2 separate regions of the Homo sapiens genome follow, and region 1 is linked to region 2. Evidence: chromatin contacts called from ENCODE Hi-C data. All regions are on one chromosome and are shown on one strand. Each heading gives the region's core, a stretch centred on a gene start or an enhancer-like site at or near the end of the contact. The rest is flanking DNA. Distances are from core to core; before and after follow the strand shown.

Region 1 (5,981 bases), core at 1,717-4,216, 410 kb before region 2:
CAACCTCACTCACCATACAGATCCGGCCGATTCCGCAGATGGTGCCGCACAAAGTTGTGGCCAGGCCGGGGCAGCAGTGAGCCTTTGATCCGGTCCAGGACCTGGGGGCAAGGCCAAGGTCAAGGATGGAAGTCTGCCAGGAGCTTCTCCCTTGTCCTGAGAGGCTCCTTCCCTGCTGACCTCCACCCTTCTCTTTCCATGCCCCACCTGAAAGAACTCAGCCTTTCCCTCTCTTTTTTTTTTTTTTTTTTTTTGAGACAGAGTCTTGCTCTGTCGGCCAGGCTGGATGGAGTAGTGGCATGATCTCGGCTCACTGCAACCTCTGCCTCCCGAGCTCAAGCAATTCTCCTACCTCAGCCACCCGAGTAGCTGGGATTACAGGCGTGTGCCACCACGCCTGGCTAATAGTTGTATTTTTAATAGAGACGGGATTTCACCATGTTGGCCAGGCTGGTCTCGAACTCCTGACCTCAGGTAATCCACCCACCTCGGCCTCCCAAAGTACTGGGATTACAGGCGTGAGCCACCGTTCCCAGCCCCCTCTTTTTTTTCCCTCTTTTTTTTTTTGTTTTGAGACGGAGTCTCGCTCTGTCACCCAGGCTGGAGTGCAGTGGTGCCATCTCGGCTCACTGCAAGCTCCGCCTCCTGGGTTCACACCATTCTCCTGCCTCAGCCTCCCAAAGAGCAGGGACTACAGGCGCCCACCACCACCCCCGGCTAATTTTTTGTATTTTTAGTAGAGATGGGGTTTCACCGTGTTAGCCAGGATGGTCTCGATCTCCTGACCTCATGATCCTCCCACCTTGGCCTCCCAAAGTGCTGGGATTACAGGCGTGAGCCACCGCACCCGGCCTCAGCACCCCCTTTTTCTTTTTGAGACAGAGTCTCACTCTGTTCAGGCTGGAGTGCAGTGGCACGATCTTGGCTCACTACCACCTCCGCCTCCCAGGTTCAAGTGATTCTCGAGCCTCAGACTCCTGAGTAGCTGGGACTACAGGTGTGTGCCACCATGCCTGGCTAATTTTTGTATTTTTAGTAGAGATGGGGTTTCACCGCGTTGGCCAGGCTGGTCTCCAACTCCTGACCTCAAGTGATCCACCGCCTCGGCATCCCAAAGTGCTAGGATTACAGGCGCCGACCACTGCACTTGGCTAATTTTTCTATTTTATTTTATTTTTTATTTAATTTTATTTTATTTATCTTATTTTATTTTTGAGACAGAGTCTCATTCTTTTTGCCCAGGCTGGAGTGCACTGGCACGATCTTGGCTCACTGCAACCTCCGCCTGGCGGATTCAAGCGATTCTCCTGCCTCAGCCTCCAGAGTAGCTGGGATTACAGGCGCCCACCACAAAGCCCGGCTAATTTTGTTGTATTTTTAGTAGAGACGGGGTTTCACCATGTTTGGCCAGGCTGGTCTCAAACTCCTGACCTCAGGTGATCCACCCACCCAGGCCTCTCAAAGTGCTGGGATTACAGGCATGAGCCACCCCGCACCCGGCAGTTTTTGTATTTTTGGTAGAGACGGGGTTTCCCCATGTTAGCCAGGCTGGTCTTGAACTCCTCAGGTTATCTGCCCACCTCGGCCCCCTTAAGTGCTGGGATTACAGGCAGGAGCCACTGCGCCCAGTCCATCTTTGGTCTTCTGCATATGCTGTTCCCTGTGCCTGGAACATATACTCCTGCTTCCCTACCCTATTCCCCAGGGAAGCCTTCTGTCTCCTTTAGGTCTCAGCCAATTCCTCACCTCCCCCAGGAGGCCTTTCTCTAACCCACCAGATTGTGTGTGTCCCCTGTGTTCCCATAGTCCCGATCCATAACCAGTCCCACCATAACCCTTTGAGAGCACCACAGTTCGTTCACCAGCACCCACCATCACCAGCACCCTGCCCAGGGGAAGAGTGGCTGAACCCTGAGCATAACTCTGAGCCCCATCCCACCTGCCTCCCCAGCCTGACCTGTGAGGTGTCCACGTCAAAGAAGCTCTGATAGTAGCTGAAGGTCCAGAATCCCGGCTGCTGCTGCTGCTGCTGCTCCTGCAGGAGCTGCACATTGCGGGCATTCAGTGCCTGCCCGGAGAGCCTGGGTCAGCTGGGGGCTGCAAGGAGGCAGGACACAGGGACTCACCGCGGCCTTGTCACTCTCCTCCTCCACCTCATCCTCGGCTCCATAGCTGCCACCTGAGCCCACGGCCACAGCCACGTGCCCTTGTGGGGTCAGCTGATCGCTTCTGCTGGTGGTGGCTGCATCTGGGGTGTCAGCCAGAAGATTAGTGGCCTCCTCGAATTCTGTGGAGGAGGTATATGGGACACACGCACGTTTGAGGGGTGGAAAGAACTCGACTGGGCCCAAGCTAAACCGATGCTCATCTGGGGGCGGAGGCTCTGCTGAGCCATTGATCTCCCCCAAGGTGGGGCCCAACTTCCTCAGTTTGGAGGCATCCGGAGGACATCTGTTCCCTTCCTCCTAAAGTGGAACTGCAACTTAGGGTTGACGCTGGGATGGGGTCAGGGTCTGGGGACGAGAGGCTCGGGTTTGAGGTCTGAGTTCAGGGCGGGGGCGGGGTTCGAGTCAGAGATGGGTCTCACTCCTGGGTCAGGGTTCACAGCCGCCTAGGCTTCGGGGTAGAGAAATTGGAAGCCGTATCGGGGGGAGGTTCTGGCCCGGGGCGGGAGTGGGAGATCCGGCCACGTCGGGGCCGCACTCACCATGGAAGGTCAGCTCGTCGGCCGATGCCATGGTCGTTCAGGGGCGTCTCCGCATCCCTCGCTGAGGACAGAGACCGGTCAGGCACACTTCCCCCCCGCCCCCGAGCCGGTCCCTCGGCCCCCAGCCCTACCTGGCGACCAACTGCACCCACGGAGGCTTGAACTCGTCGTCCCGTCCCCACAGGTGCGCTCCGCCCCCCCTCACCTGAGGCCACCTGGGCCGGCGTGGCTGGGGCTCTCTGCGCCTGCGCGTCTCGCCTACCCGTCAGACTCCAACCGACTCAGACCTGACAGCAACATCCGGCGCCTGTCCTCTTTCTATCCTCTCCCGTTGGGAAGCCACTTCCGGTAAAGTTGGCGCTTGCGCAGAAGAGACTCCCGGGCTCTTAACGTCGGGTATCAGGAGTTTCTTCCCGGAGCAAGGACCCCCAAGACGGAAGAGGATGGCCGCGGCGGCTCTGAGGAGATTTTGGTCCCGGCGCCGCGCAGAGGCGGGCGACGCGGTAGTGGCGAAGCCGGGAGTGTGGGCGCGGCTGGGTGAGTAGCGGCGGAAGGCGGCAGGGTGGGTGGCCGCCGCGACAGGGTGGGTGGCCGCCGCGGCCGGATCACTCTTACCGCGCTCCTCTCCCCTCAGGGTCCTGGGCCCGCGCGCTGCTCCGGGACTACGCCGAGGCCTGCAGGGACGCTTCGGCGGAGGCTAGGGCCCGGCCGGGGCGCGCCGCTGTGTATGTGGGTCTGCTGGGCGGCGCGGCGGCCTGCTTCACGCTGGCGCCCAGCGAGGGTGCCTTCGAGGAGGCGCTGCTGGAGGCGTCGGGGACCCTCCTGCTGCTGGCGCCGGCCACCCGCAACCGCGAGTCCGAAGCCTTCGTGCAGAGGCTGCTCTGGCTGCGGGGCCGTGGCCGCCTGCGCTACGTCAACCTGGGGCTCTGCTCGCTGGTGTACGAGGCGCCCTTCGACGCCCAGGCCAGCCTCTACCAGGCGCGTTGCCGCTACCTGCAGCCCCGCTGGACCGACTTCCCCGGCCGGGTCCTGGACGTGGGCTTCGTGGGTCGCTGGTGGGTGCTGGGGGCCTGGATGCGCGACTGCGACATCAACGACGACGAATTCCTGCACCTGCCGGCGCATTTGCGGGTGGTCGGGCCCCAGCAGCTGCATTCCGAGACCAACGAGCGGCTCTTCGATGAGAAGTACAAGCCTGTCGTGCTCACCGACGATCAGGTGGACCAGGCGCTGTGGGAGGAGCAGGTCTTGCAGAAGGAGAAGAAGGACAGGCTCGCCCTGAGCCAGGCCCACTCGCTGGTGCAGGCGGAGGCCCCGAGATGAAACCCTGAGGCCCCCGAGTCCTGGCAAACTGCTTGCCTGGGGTGGTGCAGTTCTGAGTGTGCCTCACCTGCAGAACAGCTGAGACAGATGATGTGCAAAGTGTTTTCTCACTGGATTTGCACAAGTTTGGGGAGCCTTTCTGCCCCCCGTCTTTGTTCTTTATTAGCTGAAGCTAATTCAGAGCCACCTGGGTCCGGGAGTTGGGGACAGCAGAACGACTTGACACATGTTCATCACTGGCAGAGCTGGTCATGAGCCTTTTATATAAGCCTTTTTCATCGGGCCTCAGAGGCCCTCCTTAAGGAGGTACCACATTGGTCAGCTGACTTGCAAACTCTTCTAAGGCCACTTAGATTTTCTTTTTCAAGTTTGGGTTGTGGCCTGGCATGGTGATGTCTGTAATCCCAGCAGTTTGCAAACTGAGGCAAGAGAATCGCTTGAGGCCAGGAGTTTGAGGCCAGCTAGAGTGACATAGCAAGACTCCGATGCTACAAAAAAGAATAATAATAGTAATTAACTAAATAAAATTTGAGCTGAAATGTTTTTATTCTATGACCTATTCTCTCTCGTTTTTTTTTTTTTTTTTTTTGAGACAGGGTCTTGCTCTGTTTTGCCTGCTGGAGTGCAGTGGTGCAATCTCGGCTCACTGCAACCTCTGCCTCCCAGGTTCAAGTGATTCTCCTGCCTCAGCCTCCTCAGTAGCTGGGATTACAGGCCTGTGCCAACATGCCTGGCAAATTGTTGTATTTTTAATAGAGATGGGGTTTCACCATATTGGCCAGGCTGGTCTTGAACTCCTGACCTCAGGTGATCCACCTGCCTCGCATTTCCAAAGTGCTGGGATTATAGGAGTGAACCACCACACCTGGCCTTTCATTTTGATAAGTAACATTTTTGCCATTCCCAGCTCTTTGGAAGGCTGAGGTAGGAGGATTGCTTGAGATCAGGAGTTCAAGACCAGTTTAGGTAAAATAGTGAGAGCTTTCTCAAAAACTAAAATATTTGGAAGGGTAAAGCAGGCAAATCATTTGAGCTTAGGAGTTCAACACCAGCCTGGGCAATATGGCAAAACCCCGTCTCTACAAAAAGTACAAAAATTTACCAAAGGTGTTGAATGAGAATTGAAAATATGTATACATAGAAAAATTAGCCAGACATGTTGGACCATGTCTGTAGTCCCAGCTATTCAGGAAGGCTGAGATGGGAGGATCACCTGAGCCTGGGAGTTCAACGCTGCAGTGAGCCACGATCGTGCCACTGCACTCCATCTTGGACAACAGAGTGAGACTGTCTCAAAAAGTAAAATAAGTGGATGGGCCCGGTGGCTCAAGCCTGTAATCCCAGCACTTTGGGAGGCCGAGGCAGGTGGATCACGACGTCAGGAGATGGAGACCATCCTAGCTAACACGGTGAAACCCCATCTCTACTAAAAATTCAAAAAAATTGGCCGGGCGCGGTGGCTCACGCCTGTAATCCCAGCACTTTGGGAGGCCCAGTCAGGTGGATCACGAGGTCAGGAGATCGAGACCATCCTGGCTAACATGGTGAAACCCCGTCTCTACTAAAAATACAAAAAATTACCGGGGCGTGGTGGCGGGCACCTATAGTCCCAGCTACTCAGGAGGCTGAGGCAGGAGAATGGCATGAACCTGGGAGGCGGAGCTTGCAGTGAGCCGAGATTGCGCCACTGCACTCCAGCCTGGGCGACAGAACAAGACTCCGTCTCAAAAAAAAAAAAAAAAAAAAAATAGCTGGGCGTGGTGGCAGGCATCTGTAGTCCCAGCTACTCAGGAGGCTGAGGCAGGAGAATAGCGTGAACCCGGGAGGTGGAGCTTGCAGCAAGCAGAGATTGCACCACTGCACTCCAGCCTGGGCAACATAGTGAGACTCCAGCTCAAAAAAATAAATAAATAAGTAACATTTTTGTTTTGATTTTTTTAAGTTTTTTTTT
Region 2 (6,376 bases), core at 262-2,761:
GCTGGGGCACAAAAAATGTGACTGCTGTTTAATCTTCACACCCTGTGGCGTAACTGAGTCTGTATTGGGGTGGAGGGTGGGGAGACCTTTCCTATCTGGAAACCCAGAGGCCTAGCAAAGGGTTCAAGTGCAAGGCCGAGGGTAAGGGGCTCTGGCCCCTGCAGAACTAGATTCTGGAGAAGGCACAGGTGTGGACTTCGCCCCAGCGTGTGCAGCCGGTGTGGCCCAGGTGTAAGCTGGGGTGGGGTGGGGGGAGGACCTGCCAGCTGGATAAGCTGGATAGAGCCCCTGATTAAGGCTTGGGTGTTGACTTTGGCAGGTGTCAGCCACTGGGGCGCCTGCCGCCCACCAACTCATGCCAAATACAACCCCTTCTCTGAGTTCCAAGGGGAAGGGGTTTTCTATGTACAGGGCCCAGGTTTAGAGTCCAGTTCTACCCCCTAAATGGGTACTGCTATTTTCTATTTGTCAAAGGGGCCAGGCCTGTCTCCTTCTGCCCAAGGCTGACTCACTCCAGCCCCAGTCCACGGAGGCAGGAGTGAGAGTCCTTATACCCAAGGAAACGATCCCAGCCACTTAATTAACACAACCCCACCACCACGACCACTGCCGCCCACCCTTGGTCTTTCCAGGCAATCTGTCCCACGGCTAGGCTCCTTGAATCTGCCCACACTCCAACATGCTGCTTCATCCGAGTCCAAGGTGCTCCCTCAACCCTCATAACCTCTCCCAGGCCTCAGTTTCCCCAGCTGTCTATGGCCGCTGCGGGAACCGCACGGAGAGGCTGCAGAAGGCCTGGATGCAGGCGGGGCAGAGGCAGAGACAGCCCTGGCACAGCTATTTCTCAACTGCCTTTGGGGCTTTTTTCCATTTTAAACCAGGACCCAACCGGCCCCACCCCGTGTTCCAGGAGAACGAGTTTAAGGAGGGGAAGAGAAGAGGCAGGAAACCTTTCCCCACGCAGGGCAGGGCCGCAAGGCTGGGGCCCCCACCTCCCCCAGCCTTAGCTCACCTGTGTCAGTCGGTCCCGCCTCTTTCTAACCATCTGCCGACCCTCCCTCAAGCCTGGCCCCGGAGGGCTCGCCTCTGTTCCCCTTCACTAGATTTGGGGCGCCCCAGCCAATGCAGGTGGACTCAGGAGTTTCCCCCATCACCATATGGTCCCAACGCCTGTCCCCAGCTGGGCTCTCTGCCCCGCCCGCGCCCCATCAGCGCTTCCCAAGTGCCCAGCTGGGTGGGGGCGAGGGCAGAGGCGTTCCCCGCAGCCCCGCCTTTGTTCCCCAGACCCCCTACCTTCCTCCCAAACCCCCGTACCCCACAGACCTGCTCGGATGCGGAGGGGCCGGGTGGGCTGCGCTCCTTCCCAGGGGTGACCTCGCGTAGGGGGCGCCGCCTGCAGGGGTTCCGCCTGTGAACTCGCTGCGGCTTGGCCCTGGCCGCGACCCCGACCCCGCAGCCGCAGAAGCCAGCAGCCTGCAGCCACCCGGATCCCGCGCGGGCTCCGCCCAGAAGGCGGAGGAAGGGCCGTTCCCGGAGCGGGGGATGGGGGAGGACGAAGAGGGGCCGAGTCTTGGGCGGGGCTTTCAGAGAGCGGGTGGGAGGGGCTGGAAGCTGCACCAAGCGTCTAGAGCCCGTCCTAGCCAAGCAACATCTCATTTTCCCAGCTGCTTGTAAAGAGCTTCTACTATACGCACGGCTGTTAAAAGCATAGAGTCTTGGGCCTGGTTCGAGTCCCAGCTCCACCACTTTCTAGTCTTGTGGCTTTGGACGCGTTACTTAACCTCTTTGAGCCTCAGTTTCCCCATCCGTCAAGTAGCTCATAGCGAGAGTACCCAACCTCACAGAGTTGTGGGAGGATTCTGATCTGAGTTAGTGTTTGTCAAGTGCAGTGCCGGCCTTAAAGTAGGCTAGGCCAGGCGCGGTGGCCTGTAATTACAGCAGTTTGGGAGGCCGAGGCAGGAGAATCACTTGAGGCCAGGAGTTTGAGACCAGCTTGGGCATCGTAAGGAGACCTCATCTCTACTAAAAATAACAAAAATTAGCCAGGTGTGGTGGCGTGCGTCTGTAACCCCAGCTACTTGGGAGGCTGAGGCAGGAGGATTGCTGGAGACATCGAGGCTGCAGTGAGCCTTGATTGCACCACAGCACTCCAGCCTGGGCAACAGAGCAAGACCCTGTTTCAAATAAATAAAAATAAACGAGAGCTGGGCGCGGTGGCTTATGCCTGTAATCCCAGTACTTTGGGAGGCCAAGGCAGGCGGATCACTTGAGGTCAGGAATTTAAGACCAGCCTGGCCAACATGGTGAAACCTCATCTCTACTAAAAAAAAAAAAAAAAAAATACAAATATTAGGGGCTGGGCACGGTGGCTCACACCTGTAATCTCAGCACTTTGGGAGGCCGAGGTGGGCAGATCACCTGAGGTCGGGAGTTCGAGACTAGCCTGGCCAACGTGAAGAAACCCTGTCTCTACTAAAAAATACAAAATTAGCCAGGCGTGGTGACGCATGCCTGTAATCCCAGTTACTCTGGAAGCTGAGGCAGGAGAATTGCTTGAACCCGGAAGGCGGAGGTTGCAGTGAGCCGAGATCACGCCACTGCACTCCAGCCTGGGCAAAAAGAGCGAAACTCTGTCTCAAATAAATAAATAAATATACAAAAATTAGCCGAGCATGGTGGTGCACACCTGTAATCCCAACTACTTGGGAGGCTGAGGCAGGAGAATCGCTTGAACCCAGGAGGTGGAGGTTGCAGTGAGCCGAGATCGCGCCACTGCACTCCAGCCTAGACGATGGAGTGAGACTCTGTCTCAAAAAAAAAAAAAAAAAAATTAAAAAATAAATGAGGCTGGGCACAGTGTCTGATGCCTGTAATCCCAGCCCTTTGGGAGGCTGAGGCAGGAGGATTCCTTGAGCTCAGGAGTTCAAGGCCAGCCTAGGCAACATAGAGATCCCAACTCTACAAAAAATTTTTTTGAAAATTAGCTGGCCACAAAAAAAAAAAAAAAAAAAAAAAGAAAAAGAAAAAAAGAAAAAAGAAAAAAAAATTAGCTGACCATGGGGGCACATACATGTAGTCTTAGCTACTCCGGAGGCTGAGGCAGGGGGATTGCTTGAGCCTGGGAGAGAGAGAGGCTTCAGTAGGTTATGACTGTGCCACTGCACTCCAGCCTAGGTGACAGGGCAAGACTTTATCTCTAAATAAAGAAAGTTAAAGTGGGTTGGATCCCTTTGTGAAATACCCAGGTTTTGCTGGTGTTGGAATCCCAGCAATTCCACCTTACTCAATTTGCTGAACTTCTCTGAGCCCCCACTGCCTCGTGGGAACAAAAGTAGCTGCCTCAAGAGCTGCCACGTGGATGAATGAGGATGAAGTGCATTAGTTAGGAAGGGCTGGGTTATGCTTAGTAACAAGCACTCCCAAAGACTTCACGGCCCCAACAGCTAAGGTTTGGTTCCCATGATGGTTGTTTTGTGAAGTGAAAATGCAGCAAATTATGTACTGTTTTGTAATACTTCTCCTTGGAAGGGACACATGCCACCTCTGCTCACATTTCATTGGCCAAAGCAAGTCACATGGCCACCCCCAATGTCAGTAGGGTGGGAAATATGATTGTCCTCTAGGATCAGAACCATCTGGGCCTGGTGGCTGGCGCCCGTAGTCCGAGCTACTTTGGAGGCTGAGGTGGGAGGATTGCTTGAGTCCAGGAGTTGGAGGCTGCAATGAGCTATCATCACGCCACTTCACTCCAGCTTGGGTGACAGAGCAAGACCCTGTCAAAAACAAGACAAAACAGGCTGGGCGTGGTGGCTCACGCCTGTAATCCCAGCACTTTGGGAGGCCGAAGCGAGCAGATGGCCTCAGGTCGGGAATTCAAGGCCAGCCTGGCCAGCACAGTGAAACTCCGTCTCTACTAAAAATAACAAAAATTAGATGGGCGTGGTGGCAGGTGTCTGTAATCCCAGCTACTCAGGAAGCTGAGGCAGAATAATCGCTTGAACCCGGGAGGCGGAGATTGCAGTGAGCCAAGGTCATGCCATTGCACTCCAGCCTGGGCAACAGAGCAAGACTCTGTCTCAAAAAAAAAAAAAAAAAAAAAGACAAAACAGCCAGGCATGGTGGCTCATGCCTGTAATCCTAGCACTTTGAGAGGCCAAGGCGGGTGGATCACCTGAGGTCGGGAGTTCAAGACCAGCCTGACCAACATGGAGAAACCCTGTCTCTAGTAAAAATACAAAAAATTAGCCAGGCATGGTGGCGGATGCCTGTAATCCCATCTACTCAGGAGGCTGAGGCAGGAGAATCGCTTGAACCCAGAGGCAGAGGTTGTAGGGAGCTGAGATCGCACCACTGCACTCCAGCCTGGACAACAAGAGTGAAACTCCGTCTCAAAACAGAACAAAACAAAACAAAACAAAACAAATAATACATGATATGTCAGTGGTTAACAACATGTCTGGTATACAGCAGGTGCTCAATAAATGGGCATCATTATAGGAGAGGCTTACAGGATAAAATGGCTGACACTCCAAACCATCATGCTTCATGAATGGGGAAACTGAGGCTCTTGGCTCTACCCTTGCCTGCCCCTCCCCCTGCTTCTCATGGGGGAAAAAAAAAAGACAGCAGCCATTTCTGAAGAAGCATTTATTAGCATGCAGGGCCCATGCTAGAGGCTCCTTATTTCCAGGGCAAGGCCAGCGAGACAGAGCCCATTGCTCAGGACGCAGCCCAGATTGCAAAGAGAGGACAGCCCATGGTAGCGGAAGAAATTCTGGCGGAGAGCACTGTACTTGGGGTCCTTCTCTCGCAGCTGGCGGTAGGGATCGGGACCCTGGTGGCTGCCTGGTACCTCCCCACCCAGGCCTCGCTCCTTCTCCACGGTTTGCAGGGCCCACATGGCAGCTGTGGTGCGGGGTTCCAGCCAGCGGGCGTTGACAGTGGCCAGCGTAAGGCTCAGGAACAGCAGGTAAAGCTGGCAGGGAGAGCAGAGGAGAAGGTGAGCCATGCCTGGGAGGCCAGAGGGGCCCTAGGGAGGGTCTTTCTGCATCCTCAACAGCACAGGGGTGGGGGTGGGGACAGCACTGGATCAAAAAACCTGCCTCCCCCTCTTTCCTTGAACCCAGACTGAGGGACCCAAAGCAGAACTCCAGCTCTTCTACTCTGAAACTGGCAGCTCTGAAGGAAAGGCTCCATCCCCACCTCCTCTATCCCCCCGCAAAACCTCCCGAGCCTCTTCTCCTCTGATACTCAGACTGGAAGTCCCCAGAGCAGGATCTCTTTCCTCAGTGGCCACAGCCCAGACGCCTGAAGCTGACATTGGACCCACAGAGGGTGAATAAAAAGTCTTTGAGTGGCTGGGCGCAGTGGCTCATGCCTATAGTCCCAGCACTTTGGGAGGCTGAGGTGAGTGGATCACTTGAGGCCAGGAGTTCAAGGACAGCCTGGGCAACATGGGCAAAACCCCGTCTCTACTAAAAATACAAAAATTAGCCAGGTGTGGGGGCTGTCCCCCTGTAATCCCAGCTACTCAGGAGGCTGAGGCATGAGGATTGCTTGAACCCGGGAAGGAGAGGTTGCAGTGAGCCAAGATTGCACCACTGCACTGCAGCCTGGGCGACAGAGCAAGACCCTGTCTCAAAAACAAACAAAACAAAACAAAAAGTCTTTGAAGGCAGGCATGGTGGCTCATGCCTGTAATCTGTAATCCCGGTGCTTTCAGAGATGGGGGTGGGAGCATCACTTGAAGCCAGGAGTTCAAGACCAGCCTGAACAACACAGCAAAGACCCTCATCTTTTTTTTTTTTTTTTTTTTTGAGACTGAGTTTCACTCTTGTTGCCCAGGCTGGAGTGCAATGGCGTGACCTTGGCCCACTGCAATCTCCGCCTCCTGGGTTCAAGCAATTCTCCTGCCTCAGCCTCCCAAATAGCTGGGATTACAGGCGCACACCACCACACCCAGCTAATTTTTGTATTTTTAGTAGAGACGGGGTTTCACCATGTTAGCCAGGATGGTCTCGCGCTCCTGACCTCGTGATCCACCCACCTCAGCCTCCCAAAGTGCTGGGATTACAGGCATGAGCCACTGCGCCCAGCCTATTTTTTTTAATTAGGAAAAATGTTTTTGCCATTCTCACATTGCTATAACACCATCTCTATCTGTTTTAAGTATTTGAATACCTTCTGAGCCTGTTTCATTAAAATAAATAAATAAAAGGAAAAAAAAACAGTCTGTGAAGTTCTAGTTACCCATAATCCCCTCCTGTCTGTGAGATTATTCTTGAAACACCTGTCAGGTCTCACTTACCCACGTCTATGAAACATAATGCAGGCAAGGGAAGGCCAGAGTAAATAGAGAAATCTGAGATGCAGAGAT

Evidence for each region. Hi-C counts contacts between places; a loop is a spot of excess contacts on that map. Pooled maps may share reads with other maps.
Region 1: a pooled map shows a loop between it and region 2 (3-fold over the local background). The contact joins the promoter of YIPF2 here to the promoter of RAB3D in region 2. A Hi-C loop is called at or near these places in 1 of 168 maps with a recorded cell type or tissue (naive thymus-derived CD4-positive, alpha-beta T cell) and 9 of 50 pooled maps.

What each region holds. Positions count from the first base shown.
Region 1 is chr19:10,925,673-10,931,653 of GRCh38, forward strand. It overlaps YIPF2 (Yip1 domain family member 2), which reads right to left and starts at 2,967. Exons shown (of 10, transcript NM_001321439.2): 1 at 2,839-2,967; 2 at 2,708-2,768; 3 at 2,127-2,287; 4 at 1,958-2,044; 5 at 14-101. The coding sequence starts at 2,738. TIMM29 (translocase of inner mitochondrial membrane 29) reads left to right here and starts at 3,139. Exons shown (of 2, transcript NM_138358.4): 1 at 3,139-3,244; 2 at 3,342-4,582. The coding sequence starts at 3,151. The coding sequence ends at 4,030. RefSeq lists enhancers at 1,598-2,300, 2,301-3,001 and silencers at 3,215-3,494, 3,535-3,584.
Region 2 is chr19:11,338,146-11,344,521 of GRCh38, forward strand. It overlaps RAB3D (RAB3D, member RAS oncogene family), which reads right to left and starts at 1,512. Exons shown (of 5, transcript NM_004283.4): 1 at 1,324-1,512. It overlaps TMEM205 (transmembrane protein 205), which reads right to left. Exons shown (of 3, transcript NM_198536.3): 3 at 4,633-4,975. The coding sequence ends at 4,670. RefSeq lists a silencer at 1,295-1,554.